Regions from separate parts of the Homo sapiens genome. Here region 1 is linked to region 2. The links are chromatin loops, found by intact Hi-C in ENCODE. Cell type or tissue: heart left ventricle. All regions are shown on one strand. Each heading gives the region's core, and the rest is flanking DNA. Links, peaks and the distances in the headings are about the cores only. Region 1 has its middle 120 kb from the start of CXCL13. Region 2 has its middle 4.8 kb from the start of CXCL13.

Region 1 (8,968 bases), core at 1,838-5,837, 120 kb after region 2:
CTACAGTAACCAAAACAGCATGGTACTGGTACCAAAAGAGAGATATAGATCAATGGAACAGAACAGAGCCCTCAGAAATAATGCCGCATATCTACAACCATCTGATCTTTGACAAACCTGACAAAAACAAGAAATGGGGAAAGGATTCCCTATTTAATAAATGGTACTGGGAAAACTGGCTAGCCATATGTAGAAAGCTGAAACTGGATCCCTTCCTTACACCTTATACAAAAATTAATTCAAGATGGATTAAAGACTTACATGTTAGACCTAAAACCATAAAAACCCTAGAAGAAAACCTAGGCAATACCATTCAGGACATAGGCATGGGCAAGGACTTCATGTCTAAAACACCGAAAGCAATGGCAACAAAAGCCAAAATTGACAAATGGGATCTAATTAAACTAAAGAGCTTCTGCACAGCAAAAGAAACTACCATTGGAGTGAACAGGCAACCTACAAAATGGGAAAAAATTTTCGCAACCTACTCATCTGACAAAGGGCTAATATCCAGAATCTACAATGAACTCAAACAAATTTACAAGAAAAAAACAAACAACACCATCAAAAAGTGGGCAAAGGATATGAACAGACACTTCTCAAAAGAAGACATTTATGCAGCCAAAAAACACATGAAAAAATGCTCATCATCACTGGCCATCAGAGAAATGCAAATCAAAACCACAATGAGATACCATCTCACACCTGTTAGAATGGCAATCACTAAAAAGTCAGAAAACAACAGGTGCTGGAGAGGATGTGGAGAAATAGGAACACTTTTACACTGTTGGTGGGACTGTAAACTAGTTCAACCATTGTGGAAGTCAGTATGGTGATTCCTTAGGGATCTTGAACTAGAAATACCATTTGACCCGCCCGTCCCATTACTAGGTACATTCCCAAAGGATTATAAATCATGCTGCTATAAAGACACATGCACACGTATGTTTATTGTGGCACTATTCACAATAGCAAAGACATGGAACCAACCCAAATGTCCAAAAACGATAGACTGGATTAAGAAAATGTGGCACACATACACCATGAAATACTATGCAGCCATAAAAAATGATGAGTTCACATCCTCTGTAGGGACATGGATGAAACTGGAAACCATCATTCTCAGCAAACTATCACAAGGACAAAAAACCAAACACCACATGTTCTCACTCATAGGTGGGAATTGAACAATGAGAACACATGGACACAGGAAGGGGAACATCACACTCTGGGGACTGTTGTGGGGTGGGGGGAGGGGGGAGGGATAGCATTAGGAGATATACCTAATGCTAAATGAGGAGTTAATGGGTGCAGCACACCAATATGGCACATGTGTACATATGTAACAAACCTGCACATTGTGCACATGTACCCTAAAACTTAAAGTATAATAATAATAATAATAATAATAAAAGTCAGATTGCTTTAAATGTAACTTGACTTCTGCCCCCAATGGGATTAATGTGCGATATAGCTCACAGTACTATCAGTCATTATTATAACTCTGTTCTTCCCCTCCTTTTTTTTTTTTTAGATAGAGTTTTACTTTTGTTGGCCAGGCTGGAGTGCAATGGCACGATCTCGGCTCACTGCAACCTCTGCCTCCCAGATTCAAGTGACTCTCCTGCCTCAGCCTCCTGAGTAGCTGGGATTATACACACCTGCCAACATGCCCGGCTAATTTTTATATTTTTAGTAGAGATGGGGTTTCACCACATTGGCCATGCTTGTCTCAAACTCCTGACTCAGGTGATCCACCCTCCTCGGCCTCCCAAAGTGTTGGGATTACAGGAGTGAGCCACCATGCCCAACCTATTCTTCTACTTCTTAAATGAGTATTAGAGCCCACATTTTCTAGAACTGGACCAGTCACAGAACCATATGCCCACTGGTAACAACCCCAAAAGGTAGCAAAATCTCTGAATTTCTACTTAATTTTATCTTGGGACATATGACACTGCTAGGCATAGTTAGGGGCATGGAGATGATGTCATTTCTACCCTATGTGCTCCTGAGACACCTCTGAGCTGGTCTTCAGCTACAGTGGTAGCCTCCTACTTTAAGCATCTATCTGAACTTCTCCACTTGAGGATTTCCTCTGGTGCTACACATGCTTGCTTCATTTGTATACAGAGAAGATTGGAAGAGCCAGGGATTTAATGCACCCAGAGGTAACCCTCAACCAGTAATGAATGGGAATAAGTAGAGAAAGAGTCCAGCTTCCCCATCTCTTGGTAAGGCAATTCTGAGAGATATCCTCAGCAGATGCTTAGAGAGTCCCAGTGGGAATTAAACTTTAGTTGCCATCAGCAGTATCCTTCTCAACATGCACTGTATTGTCTTTCATTCCATGGTAGACAAGGAGATGCACCATACAGATCTGAGGAATGTGACCAGCTGCCCCAGCTGTCAGCTCCCTCAGGGTCTGCCTGAGTCTGACAGTTGCCTTACCTAAGGTAATGCCCTTCCTGGGCAGCCGTCATCTGGTGACAACATGAGATGAGGGTACAAAGGTGTAGTCATTTTGGTCCCATGCAGGATGGTGCTGATGGGGAATACTTGCTCCAGGGTGCACTGCCAGATTGGCCAAGGTTTTGTCAGGGCCATGTCATGGTTTGACTGCCCAATCCTCCTTCTTCCTCCTTCCTTTCACAGATGTTAATCCCTAAAAAACATCTTGCACCCTAAAGTCTGCATAGCACCTGCTTCTAGAATCAATCTATAACAACTTTCCTATCTCACTCTCCCAACTCCCTCACTTGTGCCAACTGGGACCATATATCAACCTCCTACACACAACTCCAACTTTTTGGAAGGGACTCAAACTAGAAAATGAGAAAGAGAGCAGTTCTTCTTTCACTCCTAATTTTCCCTTCCTTGTAGAGGTAGCTCCAGTAACTAAAATAGTCTTGGCTTTTCTCTCCCCACTCATTCCCTCCTCCCTGAAAGAGTAAACTGGGTATGTGTAGCCCAGCTTGTTCCTCTCTGCTTTCAGGAGAGGGGCTGCACACAGGAATCACATATTCTTCCCCATTTCTGCATGCTGTCAGTTTTCCATAGACAATGCATGAGTTAGAGAGTCCTATAGTGGTTAGTGTTACTGGACTGGCTGTCTACCTGTCTAGTGCTGTGGCTTAGTTTTGAGAAGCCCACTTGTCTGCAGATATAAGTCACATTCTCCAATGTCTGGTTTATCAGTAGGAAAGAGGCGATATTAGCCACCATCTGCTGATTTTTGTTCTGTGGCTCTATTGTTTAAGGACTCAGGCAAGAAAGAAAATGATTATTTACGAGGTTCCACCAAACCTCCTTGCTCACTTTGAAAGCAAGCTCTAGCTGTGTTGTGAGGTCACCTGGGTTGTAATCAGGCAAGGAGAATGTGGTGGTCATGGAAATGTCCCACTCAGATGTCCCATCCAGAAACCAGCTGCAGGGAGCATAGCTGACCAGCAACCTCAGTGCTGCTCCTTTGGATCTAGCATGGCATTCACTGATCAGTGGGAGCCCAGGCAATGACAGAGCACAGCAGGACTGCTAAAGCTAGACCCATCCTGCCTGCCTGATGCAGGTCTCATCCAACAGGCAGCTTTGCCTCGGGGACTCCTCATCAGCCTGGTCAGGACTTTGTCGAACTGCACTGCAATATGAGGCTCTTCATGCCCAAAACTTCTTCCTTTGCTCTGTCCTTTCACATGTGTCAGATCAGCATGATGGTTTGAAGGCTCTCCCTGCCTGCAACTGCTCCTTCCTCCTCTATATTTCAAAGGCATCTCCCCAAACCATGCAGTCTATTCCATCCTGGTGTCTGATCATTAGAGAACCTGAACCAACAGAGTAACTGCCCAAAGAGGAAGAATGGAGGAGTGTCAGGGTGTGGTTTTCTCCTGGGTGTTGGAACCCCACTTGGGATGGCTCATTTGTAAAGTGATACAGAATCCTGGCACTCATGTCTTAGTTGCAGGACTTTTCCATGTAATAATTGTACATTTTGTGAAAAAACTAAGGAGTTTTAATTAAAGACCTACATCCCTCACTTTCCAAGGACCTCCAGAGCCACTTTGATCAGGCCTTGAACAGGGCAATTACCATGTTGAGCCATTTTTATAGACCTGATTAACTAGAATCTGAACTTTCTTTTCTCCTCCACACAGAAGCCCTACAGCTTCTTTCAGCCATTTCTAACTGGAGTAGTACCAACTGCTCATGATAAACAGACCTTTTCTGAAAGCAGTGCCAAACCTTTAGCACATTATTCTTGGCTCATATAGTCCATACCCCTGTAGAAGGGAAGGAAACTTGTGTAATTGAAAGTACAAGGACCTTCAATTATACAACAGTTAGGACAGAAAGATAGGCTTGAGCTCTAGCTGTCCCATTCACAGCTAAGTGATGATCAGGAGACCACTTATTCAGAGGCTTAATTTCCTATTCTGGAAAATGAAAAGGCCTCCCAGGGCTTTTTGCAAATGGTGAAGAATACAAATGTATTTCATAAATTGTGGAGCAGAAAGGTTGTACAACAGTGATGAGTGGGACAGATCTGGTCTACAGATGTGTTGGGTTTGGCCCACAGAGAATTTCTTTTTTTAATCTGAAAATTTCAGAGACAGTGTGGCTTTCTGACTTATTTCAAAAAATCCTCATTGCAGAAATTCAATGGTGAGAAACAGCAGCTGCCCCAAGGAGTATATTTCTTCCAGTTCCCAATGGTCCCCATAACTCACAGCCTCACTCACTGAGATGTCACTTACTCACATTACTTGATGGGATCCGGTAGGTATGAGTTTGGGACCCCTGGGGTAGAAGATGATGAAAGTTTCATCACCTGTGAGGGGACAATCAGATTCTACTGGAGAAGATCCAGAGAGGACAGTCTGTCACCACTCAGGATGTGGATGTCATATTAAGGTAACACTGAAGTGGTGCCTGATGGATCCTGCCTGACCATGAGTCCTTTCATCAGTCCAAGAATATGCACGGTATAGGATTGTGATGTTGTGTTTTATAATTATATATTTTTGTTTTCATCCTTGTTCTTGGCAGAGTGCTTATGACCCTTGTAAGGAGATGTAGGCCCACCATACTTGAAAGCATTTCAATGTACAACTTCCCAGAGCTGCAAGAATGTTCCACCGTCATGCCATTGTGCTCCAGGAGTTACAAGGGTTCCTTGTAGATTCTCGATATTAGTCCTTTGTCAGACGTGTAGTTTGCAAATATTTTCTCCCATTCTTCAGGTTTCTGTTCACTCTATTATTTCTTTTGCCAGGCAGCAGCTTTTTAATTAAGTCCCATTTGTCCACTTTTGAATGGAACAATAGACATTGGATATTTGAAAGGGTGGGAAGATCAGGGGAAGGGATGAGAAACTACTTAATAAATACAATGTATACTGTGGGTGATGACTGCACTTAAAGCCCAGACTTTACCACTGCACAATATATCCAAGTAACAAAACTGCAGTTGTACTTCCTAAATCTATTTTTTAAGAAAAGAAAAAAAGAACTGGGAAATTCTTGTTTCAGGGTTCATGGAGTATAGATTTGTTAGATTTGCTAGTATTTGAAATGATTGTAGTCAGACAAAAACTACTCCCAAAGGGGAACAAGAATTATTGCTGTATCTCTTATGCCTCCCAGACCTGTGCCTTAGTTTGGATTCCCTGAGAACCCAAGGCAAGAACTCGAGTAATTTACCTGAGAGATAGAGGGAACTCTGTTAGGAGACTGGGAAAGGGAGACAGGGAAGCAAAGTAGCCAATAAAGTGCATTTTATCAAGCCAGCTACCATTGTCAGCAACTGGAGCATCATTCCAAGGACAGTCTGTGCTCTGGTGGTGATCATAGTTTACAGTTCACTAGGACCCTGTGGTACCAGTACCAAGCAAGAGTGTTTCTAGTTTGGAGACCAGGACCTCTAACCTTGCAGAGCCCAGATTTGTGGGGATGAGAAGCACAGTGTTCCCTTAGTGGGATGTTGGAGATGATGATGAGTAAAGCCACTCCTGCTTCCAATCCTTGCTTCTTGGTCCAAATGTGCTCCCTGTTGGAGTCACAGTACCATTGATAGGTCTCTCCACAGTTCATGCAGTACATTCGGGGGAAAGACACTCCACATGAGCTGCAGCTTCAGCTTCAGCTCTGCCTTCAGCAGGCCTTTCCAAAGCTCTATGGGACCAGTGCTTTTAATGGTGTGGTTTGTGATATGATCAAGGGATCCCATGGTCAGGGGTCCATGACCATGCCTCCTTCACTGTAATAAGAGGCCTTGGTCAGATGCTGTATTGTATGAATTAGGCATTTTGTAATCCCCTGAATAGTGGTGCTGAATGACGTGCTAAGGGCAAAAAAAGGCAAACCCATGACAGGAATGTCTGCTCCTATGAGAATGAGTCACTAGTCTTTCTGGAATGGAAGGGTTTTAGTTAATTTGGTTCTAAGTGGCTCAGAAAAGTAGCACAATATCAGGGACTCAGTATTGGTCTCTGTTGCTAACAGGTTGGATATCTAGAAGGAGCAGTAACTAGATTGTTCTTGGTAAGTGTGAGTCCACATTGTTGGGCCCATGCATCGCCTCCAACTCTGCCACTGTGGTCCTTCTTTTTATATGCAACACATGCCATTTCTGGGGTGGCAGATGACAAAGGTTAGCAAACAATAACTGGCAGAGACATTTGGCTCAATCTGGAGATAGGGTGAGGGATTATTACTTTATTAGAGTAACTACTCTCAGCCCTTTTGCACATTCTTTTTTCTCATTAAAGTATTAATCAATAACCTCAATTTCTCATACATTTCTACAAATGCTGTGTTCTGTTATACCCCTCCATAACTATCTGCAGGTATGCCAGATGGTTGGCTGCCATTCCAACCTTAGCTGGCATTATGATAATCATGACACTCTGGCTTCCAGTGATTGAGGGCTGCCACCCTGCCTTTTTGGCTTCAGGGACCCCACCACCACATTGTTAGCAATTCGGCAAGATCTGTAACTGCACTTACTACTATCTGTAACTGGCCTGCTGGGGGGAGTGATGGCTGAACTTCTTGATGCTGATTCCTGGCATGCCAGTGCATTCTTAATGGCCTTGGCAGATGGCTGTCTTGTGTGTTTCCCACAGAACATAATCCTATGGTGCGTCTTTAGTCATCACAAAATATATTTAATCTGGTATGCCCGAATCCTTGGGCTATTTAGTTTCTCCCCTCCTGTCATTGCAAAGGTGTTTCAGCTTGGTTCAGCATGGGCACTTGCATTTTCTAGGCTTCTAGGGGCCCTTATAATGGTAAGTTTGCCTGAAACCCTGAGGTCTTTGCCAGCATGTTAAATCCAGTATGCTAAAGGGGTACCCTCAAATCAACAAACTCTCCCTCCACTTGTCTTATGTGCTGTCTCCCCTTAATCTAGACATTCAAAATCCAAATCCATGGTTATTCTCCTGGCCTCTGCCATTTCATGCTAACCAATTCTTGCAGTTTATTTGGGAGTAAGCTGTCTTACCTGATCAGGCCCAATATGTCCATGGCTGATTATGCTATGACTTCACACCAGCTATCAGCCTGGCTATCAGTAGAACAGGTAGGGGGCTGATCATGAGGTAGAGCCCCTATTACCTTATGGAGAAGAGGCCACTGAAGGGGGGAAGCAGAAGTGTATTAGGGTCCTCCAGAGAGACAGGCCAATAGGATAAATGGGTAGATGGATAGATGGACAAATGGATAAATAGGAGATTTATTGGGAAAATAGGCTCACATGGTTATGGTGGCTGGGAAGTCCTATTCAGGCCATCTGCAAGCTGGAGATACTAGGATGCTGGTAGTGTTGCTCAGTCCCAGTGTAAAGAGCTCAGAACCAGGGAAGCTGATGGTGATGGTGTAACTTTCTTTTCTTTTTTTTTTTTTTTTTTTGAGAAGGAGTCTTGCTCTGTCACGGAGGCTGGAGTGCAGTGGCACAATCTTGGCTTACTGCAAGCTCTGCCTCCTGGGTTCACGCCATTCTCCTGCCTCAGCCTCCTGAGTAGCTGGGACTACAGGTGCCTGCCACCATGCCTGGCTAATGTTTTTGTATTTTTAGTAGAGATGGGGTTTCACCGTGCTAGCCAAGATGGTCTCGATCTCCTGACCTCATGATCTGCCCATCTCGGCCTCCCAAAGTGCTGGGATTACAGGCGTGAGCCACCGCTCCCAGCCCTGATGGTGTAACTTTCAGTCCACATCTGAATGCCTGAGAACTGGGGAACCTGGAGTCCAAAGTCTAGAGAATCTAGTGTTCTGATGTACAAGGGCAGGAGAAGAAGGGTGTTCCAACTTCAGAAAAAAGAGGGTAAATTCATCTTTCCTCTGCCTTTTTGTTCTATCCAGGCTGTTAGCTGATTGAATGGTGCCTATGCACAATGGATGAGACTGGGTCTTCCTGAGTCCACTGATTCAAATGCCAATCTCTTTCAGAGACACCCTCACAGATGTACCCAAAAATAATGCTTTACCAGCTATCTTGGTATCCTTTAATTCAGTTCACACCTAAAATTAACCATCACAAGGAATAAGAGGTGACTATTTCCTAATAGGGGAGGGAAGGATGGGCCACATCTGTAGTATTTAAGGGTTTAGAGGAATACGGAGAATCACATAGTTCCATCTCATATTAAGCATCCCAGGTTTGTCCAATGAGGTTCTCACCTTGGTACAACAGACCTTCCTCAGTTAAGAATTCCATCAGCTTTGCATCTTGACAACTCTATTAAATCAAGGTTTGGGTCTTCCACTTTTGTTCTTTCACTTTGGGAGATACGGACTTTTTGGAAGCTTCTAAAGAAGCCCTCTGGCCTTCACACTTAGTTTTTAATTGTTAACAACCTCATCTTTTTTTTATTATCTCTCTCTAGTGGGTCAATGCAATTTAGTGCCAGCCAACCAACTCTATTGCCCTCCTCTGCATTTTCCTGCAAACCAACCCATACCTGCTTTTC
Region 2 (8,968 bases), core at 2,659-6,658:
GTGAGCCAGGTTTCTCAGTGGCATTAGATATATACTCCATGACATTGGGGACTCCGTCGAGCGCATCACGTCCCTAGCATGTGGAAGGGATTCCGGCCTTTGGTAGGTGCTCAGTAAATATTTGCACAGCAAATGAATGTCTCTTTATATACAGATCCTAACGCTGATTATGCTATTGATTTTCCTACCAGTCTTTTCCATCTCTTATTTTGCTATCTGAAATATATGATTACTTATATAATCTGACCATCATGGAATTCTTAGAAGGGGGCAGTAGGAGTCCCCTGCTTTGTGTGCCTGTGTCTGCATGAAGGGAGGGAGACAACAGCCTTGAGGAAGAGAATCTCTCTGGCTGTCGTGTGCAAGTCCATGAGCTTGAGAACCATGTGGCAGGGGAGGGAGTCATTAGAACTGCATTAGAGGGTGAACCCCATATTACAGTCTGACATAAACATATGTGAAGTTAGGTTTTGATCCCACCAACTAGTCCATGGGGACAATCAGCCCACAGCTTATCCCATTTTCTAGAAGCTCTTTGATTAAAAAAAAAGTATGTAGACTGGCTAGTCTGGCCTAGAGTACCACTAAACTGCCCTGGAAGTGGACAAGGATGATGTATCAAACCAGACCCACTGATCTGCTAAGAAATCAGAGGTTTGGGCTTCCTGGCGCGATTTCCTAAACAATTTGGTTTTTGCTAATCAATTAGCATTGTGGATGTTTAGCATCCCAGGTGCCTCAGTATTCATGGGGGTAGAAGTGGAGGAGTGGTAATGCCACACAACCTTCACACAAAAGCAGTTCTCCAGTCAGCCTGAACGCAGTGACAGGGCACTCATTGATCTTGAGGCAGGTTATTCTATTGTTTGGCACTTCTAGTTGTTACGATGTTCTTCCTTATGTATATGTGAAAGCTGCTTCCCTAGCAGTTTGTTTATGCTTGTGTTGTGATAAGGGGTTGAATTTTGTCCTAATTCAACCCCTTATCACAACACAAAACAATTCTAAACAGTCTTCTATATGATGGCAATCCAAATATATGAAGGCAGGGTGTGCCAGTTGTGTCCTCTGCAAAGCAGATGCTGAGATGGACATTGGAGTAAAAGAAGGTTATTCAGAACAACTCCTGCGATAGACAGAAGGAGGAAGGAGGCTGAATTGGGCAGGGGGAGCCTCAGATTGCAATGCTGATCTGGTGAAGTCTACAACAGCTCAGTGGGGAGCTCCAGAGGAAAGACTGTTTATTAGAGGGGCCCATGGTGGGCAGAAATGTTCAGACTCTTCTACCCCAACCGTGCTCGGTCCTTAGCTGGGCCTCCTCAGAAACAACATGGTCTCTGGTTGAAAGCTGAAGCAGAGCCCGAGGAGGTTATCAGTAGAGGCTGTCAGCTAACTGCACTCCTTGCCGCTGGCCAGCAAGTTATTTCTTTAAGAGAGAGTTGAGTAGGCCACCTTTGAGTGTCACTCAGGGTTATAAACTAGAGGTTAACAGCACAAAGTCTGAGCTCAGCCTGGCAATGACTTTGGACAGGTCACTTAATTTCTCTATGCCTCATATTTACCACTTTCCACATGAGGATAATAGGAATTCCAAAGGGTTGTTTGGAGAAGAAAGCACCTGGTATATGTAGAGGGTTCGGCCAAATACTGGCATGTAGAATGTATTCAATAAATAGCCTGCCTGTCTGTCTGACTATCTAATCTGTTTGGGAAAAAACTGCTCCATTGCTTCTACATTTCTCAAAGTGAGGTGTTTAGGGATTTAACTCTTCAATCCATCCACCACCCCCATCCATCCATCTGTCCATCCATCCATAAAAGATCTTACTAACTTCCACTCCAAAACCCACTTCAAAAGTAAATACTCCTATTTCTTTGAATTGATAACAGTTTGAAACTCTCTCACCATCTTGGTTTACCTTTTTGAAACCTGTTGATCTTTTCCATTGTTCCTCATAAATTATAACTACCTTCCCTTTTGCCTCTCCATCACACTCTCTGACTCACAGCCACAGACACGCATACACTTAAATGCATACATCTGAACATTGTATTACCTCAATTATGGCTTTGCCAGTACAAGCTAGAGGAAGCCCATTACCTCCTTTGTCCTAGCACTATTCTTCTATTAATAGATTCCTAGACTGAATAACATTATTCTAGTCACTTATATTGAGTTGGTAGGCAATAACATTCCTGTTTTTGAATGGTCAATTTCTTACAGTGTCTAATTCATTTCACTCTTTTGTGATATGATCTTGAGACCCAAGTATAGAAGTTTTACATTTACCTCTAAGTACTATATATTTTCTTGTGAGAGCAAAAAAATGAGTGATACTGACAAGAACGGGAAGAGTATAGGGACAAAGTTACCTGAAAGAGAGCTCTGAATAAACCTAGGAAACTCCTAAATTGGCTGCTATTAAAAATAGGACCACCAGGTCAAGGAACTAATTGCAGAACAATTCTAAAATCTGACTTCAGTTTCTTTAATGCCCAGAGCTCTGGATTTAGCTTATTTAGACCAAAGAAGCCTTATTCATGTCTGCCCTAAGATGGGGCTGGAGGTTGGGCAGCTCTCTGATAGCCAGATGATTCTAGAAGTTTCAAGTCCAACACTACATGATATCTTATGGTAGAGGTATAAATTTCAAAAACTCTGATGACAAGAAGAAAAAATATTTAAACAAATAGATTTAAAACTCAAATGGAAACAATTTATTTTTAAAATAGATTTTATAGATACCCTTGTTTAGAAACATAAAAATACATAACTTGGTTTATATCAAACCTGATTTTTATCATCAGATACATAAAATGAGAAAATTATAGGGAAGTTTTTTTTTTGCTTCACTTTGGAATCGAATCAGATTTTCTTTCCAGACCCAAGCATAACTGGGTAATTTAGAACCTTGGTACTTAAATTGTGATCCAAGGACTGGCATCATTAACTTCACCCGAGAGCTAGTTTAAAATGTAGAATCTCAGGTCCTGCATTCAACGAGATTCTCAGGTGGTTTGAATGCATGGGCCTGGTCTAACATAAGCTGCATAGTTTGCTGTGGCATGCTATTTCTGGATAAAGATATTATGCACATTCAAATTATCTTCAGAGATATGTTTGGACAAGACATTTCCTCAGAAAATGATGCATAGATACCTTATTTTAGTAAAAGTGGACAGGACACATCCACTGTAGATGTCAGTACTCACTGACATCTAAATGCAGAGCAGTGACAAGAAGGAAACTCTCTCTCAAGATATCAAAAAGTGAAATGTCACTAAAACAGTGAGATGGCATAATTGGACAAAGTATCTGACAATCTAGGTAGTCAACAGGTATTAAACAGAGAGTTAACGGTAGAGTTTCACAGTGATTAAATAAAGTAGTTTGTAGTAAGAGATAGGACAAATGTCACTGTGATACAATTGAGAACATTTTCTTTCATGCCACTCAACTAGAAAACAGAAACTTACTGTATCCTGTTAACACATGTTTTAACCTGCTGAACATCTGACATCTGTTTGCTCCCACATAACTTTCAGCACAATAGAAAAGTATTATAACCTTGGAGGTGAGAGCTCAGGCTCTGAAATCAGACTGGCTCGGTTTGTATCCCGACTCCAACACTTATTTGCCTTGTTAACTTCCCCAGGCCACCAGTATCAGTAACATCATCTCAGGGGATTGTGTAGGTTACATAACAGTGCTTGGAAAGTGTTTTACTCAGTGTTGGGCAAATAGCAAACACTTCAATAACTGTTAGCTGTTTCTTTTTAACCTTTGTGAAAACACAAAAACGTGAAGTACATGAAAAAGTAACTTTGCTTAGTTTGCAAGTGAAGCTCCTGCTGTGAATTAAAATGTCACAGCATTTAGGTTTCCAGTAGGCACATAGGTGATACTTTGAGATTATGACTCCAGAGTTCTCTGGTTAAAGAGCTGTTCTTCTTTGACGCTGATCATCCACACTTTGTTTTTACCTACTCTCCTCACAAGTTACTTGTAGAGGTTTGTTATTTCATACAAATGTACTGAAGTTTTACACAGGGGGTGTTTTATTTTTTTTCATCATTTTCTTTTTATTTTACCATTTTTTAAACAGCTTTATTGAGGAATAATTTATATAAAAAGAACTGCACATATTCAGTGTCTGCAATTGGATGAGTTTGGACAGTGCAAATCCTGTGCATTTTGCCATCATTTTCATCTTGAGCGAGCTGCTTTCAACAGCCTATTTTTTGCCACACCATGATTTCAAGACCTATACCTGCAGAAAAGACATTTTTCAAAGGTAATTAAATTCATATTTCAAGTGTTGTTTAAACCCAACTTAAATGCAGGGAAGCCACCACAAACCTAAAACGTGTGTACCGAAAGCTATTACCTTGTAGGGTGGTGATTCCCCAAGAGACTGCTAGGTGGCAGCATTACTTACAGAAACAGTTTGCGGGAAGGAAAAGGTCTGTCCTCAGGTAAAGAAGACCCTGCCTGTGTGCTGACCAGAAGGGGTGTGTTGCATTATTTCAACATTCAAATCATTTATTTGATTTGACTTATTGCTTTAAAAATATTGTGAGGTTTGAGATTTTTTTGATTAGGCTGAAATATTCATGAAGGAGGGGAGAAAAACCCCTAAAAATCTGAAATAGTCCAACAAATTCTTGCCCAAATCCAACTCCTTATTCCTGAGGTTGCAAAATCAGATTGCATATTGGTCCTCTGGCATGAGATCACATTCGGCCTCAGCAGTGGCTGGGCTTGTACCTTCTGTGATTAGAAAGATTTCTGAGAACAGTGAGGCCACCACATACCAATGTCAAAGTGATCAAGCAATTGTGCTTTTGCTTTTAAAGCATAGTGCATGCAGTGAGCATTAGCAAAATACTCATCTTGTTTCTCCTCTACTGACGCTATAATGTAATCATATGTCATCATATATAATCATATGTCATGTAGATAATAAGTCATCATCTACTTTTCTCATTCGGCATATATTTATGTTATAACCATCAATGAAGACCTGGACATTATAAATAAAAGTCAATAGTTTCATTTTCCAGCAAGAGAACCCTTATGCAATTTTGAAAGTTTTTGGCATATCACTTTGTTCCCTTGATATCAGCTAATCTGCAAACCTCAGGTGCCCCCAAGTAATCTTCTCAGTGTCATATTGCTTTGCTCTTTTCTCTTCTTCATCTAACTAGCTATTCCGCTCCTCTCACTGTGTACTCTCTCCCTAGGGGTGTGTGTCTCTTCCCAGTCCTTCAAGTTTACATGTAAGTCCTCTCACATTGGTATCTATTCAATAGCCTAATTACTGGTCATTTCTTCATAGAGGCCTCCTAGATACTTCTCACTAATCATATTATCCCCAAACTGAACTTAGTGTCCTCAAAACCTGCTCTATCTCCAATATTCCAAGTCTTAGTAAATGGTATCATCATTCACCCAGTTGCTCAAAAATTTGCTTAAAAACCAGGGAAGTTATCTTGAACTCCTTCATCGCCTTTAATCCCCATATCTATTTGGTCTCTAAGAGCTGGCACTTGTATATCTTAAAATAGCCTGACTTTCTCCACTTTCCTCCCGTTTCACTGCTAGAAACTATTCCCAGCCACCATTGTCCAACTACTTCAATAGCTTGCTAACTGCTCTTTTCCCATCCCCAATCCCAATCCACTTTCCACACTGCAGCCAGAACCATCTTCTCAAAACACAAAGCTGTTTGTGTCTTTGCTGTGCTGCAAAGGCTTCCCACTATCCCCTGTGTGGAGAAGTCCTTAGTGGATCCTGGTGCTCTCTCCAACTTCCTCTGCTGCCTCATCCCTTTGCTGTCCACCCCAGTTCTCACAGATGGGGTTGAGGACTCTTTGCAATCACTTTGACCACCACTAGGGGCCTGAAGTTCACAGGTTGAATATCTTCTCCAAGTACTCCAATTTACGTTCCAAATGAATACAGTCGGCCTTCCTTATCCATAGGGTTTCACATCTGTGGATCCAACCAACTGTGAATCAAAAATATTTTAAAAAGGACCATGTCTGTTCTGAACATGTACAGATTTTTTTCTTGTCATTATTCCCTAAACAATATAACTATTTACATAGTGTTTACATTGTATTAGGTATTATAAGTAATCTAGAGATGATTTAAAGTATACAGGAGGATGTGCACAGGTTATATGCAAATACTACCCCATTTTATATCAGAGACTTGAGCATCTATAGATTCTGGTATACACGGGAGTCTTGCAACCAATCCTCACGGATACCAAGGAAGGTTCATTGGCAGTACCTAGATATTGTTAATGTTTTTTTTCCTCTAGCTCTACTCCTAAGACTCCATTTTTATTTACCTTCAGTAATAGTGTTGGGGCTGGCCGGGTGCGGTGGCTCATGCCTGTAATCTCTGCATTTTGGGAGGCTGAGGCAGGTGGATCACCTGAGGTCAGGAGTTCAAGACCAGCCTGGCCAATATGGTGAAACCCTGGCTCTACTAAAAATACAAAAATTAGTCGGGCATAGTGGCAGGTGCCTGTAATCCCAGTTACTATGGAGGCTAAGGCAGGAAAAATCACTTGAACTCGGGAGGCAGAGGTTGCAGGGAGCCGAGATCATGCCATTGTACTCCAGCCTGGGTGAGACTCCATCTCAAAGAAAAAAAAAAATCATTGTGTTGGGGCTAGGCCAAAAATGGGACATGAATATTTTCAAAGCTTAGAGTTGGGCGACACCTCACCTTCCTTCTGTAGAATGTGTTCACTATGGAGTCTCAATGTGTTAGTGTATAACGAAGAAAAGTTTTCCGCAATAACCTGCCACTCTACTATATTGCCTCTCCCTTTCTGGTGGTGTAGCATCTCTCATGAGGCATCTTCCAGATTCCATAACATCTTTTTGTCACTTTTTGTTATTCAAATAGTCTTATTTCTTTGTTGAATAAATTTCAATGTTTGATTCAAAGCTCTTCTCTCTTCCAGCTAACATAGATGAAAACTTTGACTATAGAGGCTTGGAGTGGGTGAGAAAAGCATAGTCTGGTTGTTCTATACTTCCCCTTCCCTCTTCCAGGCTCTGAAAGGGACGAAGGGATTGGGGATGGAATGGTTATCTTTCATGGCAAGACGACAGGCACTATCCAGCCCTGTTACTCCCCACTGCTCTCTGTTAACTCTATGGATGTGGCTGAATCTCTCTGCAGAGTCTCCCTAATACAGTGCAAACTAATATGGCAGACTCGATTCTGAACCAACGGCTTCCGCAAATCTTCAGCTGCTACCACAGGAGCATATTCCACAGCCCCTTGTTGCTGGGATCCCCTTGCTCCATGCCAGTCCTTTGGAGGCAGTATACTGTCAAGACAGGCAAGCCTGGTCATCTCCCGCAGTGTCCACATGACCCACAGAAGACTTGCTTTGCCAGACAGTAGAAAAACAGGCTGACTCAATGGTTCCCTTTTCTCAGCTTCTTGTCTTCCTGTCTCCCCTTCTCCAAGCTCCAATGACATCAAGCACTCTGCTGCTTTAGTGGCTTGCCAAAGTTCCGAAGAGAAATGAGAGGGCAGGGATTCTCTTATACACCTGGCAGTCTCCCAAAGCTCTCTCACCTCTCCTAGTCTTTTCATTTCATTGACTTAGGTGCTGGTGGTGGGCAGGTGCCTCTTGGTAGTCCCTGTGGGTGGTCAGCCTTGGTGCTGCTGGTGCTTTGGACATAGAATGTGGCCACAGAGCAGATCCTGTTGCCCACCCAAGAGCCATTTGTGCACTTCCACCATTCTAATAGACCCTATTCATTTGAATATTCAACTTCTTCCATATTCCAAGACTCTTGGTGGGGAAATCTTTATTTTCTTAAGCCAACCATGAGAATTTCACTTTTCTAAGGAATTGGGGTCTGGGAAAGAACTTTTTTACTTTAGCTCTTAAAACAGGGATAATGTAAAAGGCGGCCCCTTCCTGCCTTAGGAAATTGTCCTCAGGCTAGATTCACTCATGGCACAAAGTGGCTGCATCAATTCCAGATGTTACATCCAGGTTCAACAAAACCAACACATGGAGAAGCTCCTTGCCAAAAGAATGGAAATCTTTTTTAAAATGACATATTGCTTTAGTTTATGCAAAAAGATTAAAAAATATACTATTCAAAATGAATGCATTCCTTTTGCCCCCAGGGGAAAACCTAAGTATCAATACATTAAAAAAAATATGATTTACACAATTAGCTGGGAAGTCTACAGAGCTTCAATCTAATAATCAGTAAAATATTCCCTCTGAATCAATTAAAAATGTTTTTAAGTAATCTATCATTTTTTAAATGTTTCTCTATTTCCCCCACCTCCTCACCCTTGATAACCACTACTCTGCTTCTATATGTTTGACTGTTTTGGATTTCACATATAAGTGAGATTATGCAATATGCTTCTTTATGTGTCTGGCTTATACTACTTAGTGTAATGTCCTCCAGGTTCATTCGTGTTCTTGCAAATGGCAGCATTTTCATCTTTTTAAAGGCTGAATAATACTCCACCGCATGTATAGATCACATTTTTCTTTACCCGTTCTTCCATCAATAGACACTTAGGTCATTCCCACGTCTTGGCTATCGTGAGTAATGCTGCAATGAACGTGTGGATGCAGATATCTCTTCAGGGTATTGACTTCTTTCTTTTCTTCTTTTTCTTTTCTTTTTTTTTTTTTTTTTTGAGACAGAGTCTCACTCTTGTTGCCCAGGCTAGAGTGCAATGGCGCGGTCTCAGCTCACTGCAACCTCTGCCTCCCGGGTTCCAATGATTCTCCTGCCTCAACCTCCCCAGTAGCTGGGACTAGAGGCACCCGCCACCATACCCAGCTAATTTTTGTATTTTTAGTAGAGATGGGGTTTCACCATGTTGGCCAGGCTGGTCTCTAACTCCTGACCTCAGGTGATTCGCCCACCTCAGTCTCCCAAAGTGCTGGGATTACAGGCA

What was found. Hi-C counts contacts between places; a loop is a spot of excess contacts. Peaks named below come from ENCODE experiments on the same cell type or tissue, not always from the same donor. Only the 100,000 strongest peaks of a DNase experiment are listed, where the experiment ranks them.
Region 1: a loop joins it to region 2, with 2.1 times the contacts of the local background. A loop is called at or near these places in 8 of 110 quality-filtered maps.

What each region holds. Positions count from the first base shown.
Region 1 is chr4:77,479,428-77,488,395 of GRCh38, reverse strand. No RefSeq gene overlaps it. Among named protein-coding and RNA genes, the nearest start is that of CXCL13, 120 kb to the left of the region's middle. In heart left ventricle, for the core only: no CTCF peak of the experiment used is centred there; no DNase peak of the experiment used is centred there.
Region 2 is chr4:77,596,522-77,605,489 of GRCh38, reverse strand. It overlaps a transcript of CXCL13 not described here. Among named protein-coding and RNA genes, the nearest start is that of CXCL13, 4.8 kb to the left of the region's middle. In heart left ventricle, for the core only: CTCF peaks have their summits at 4,408 and 5,884; no DNase peak of the experiment used is centred there.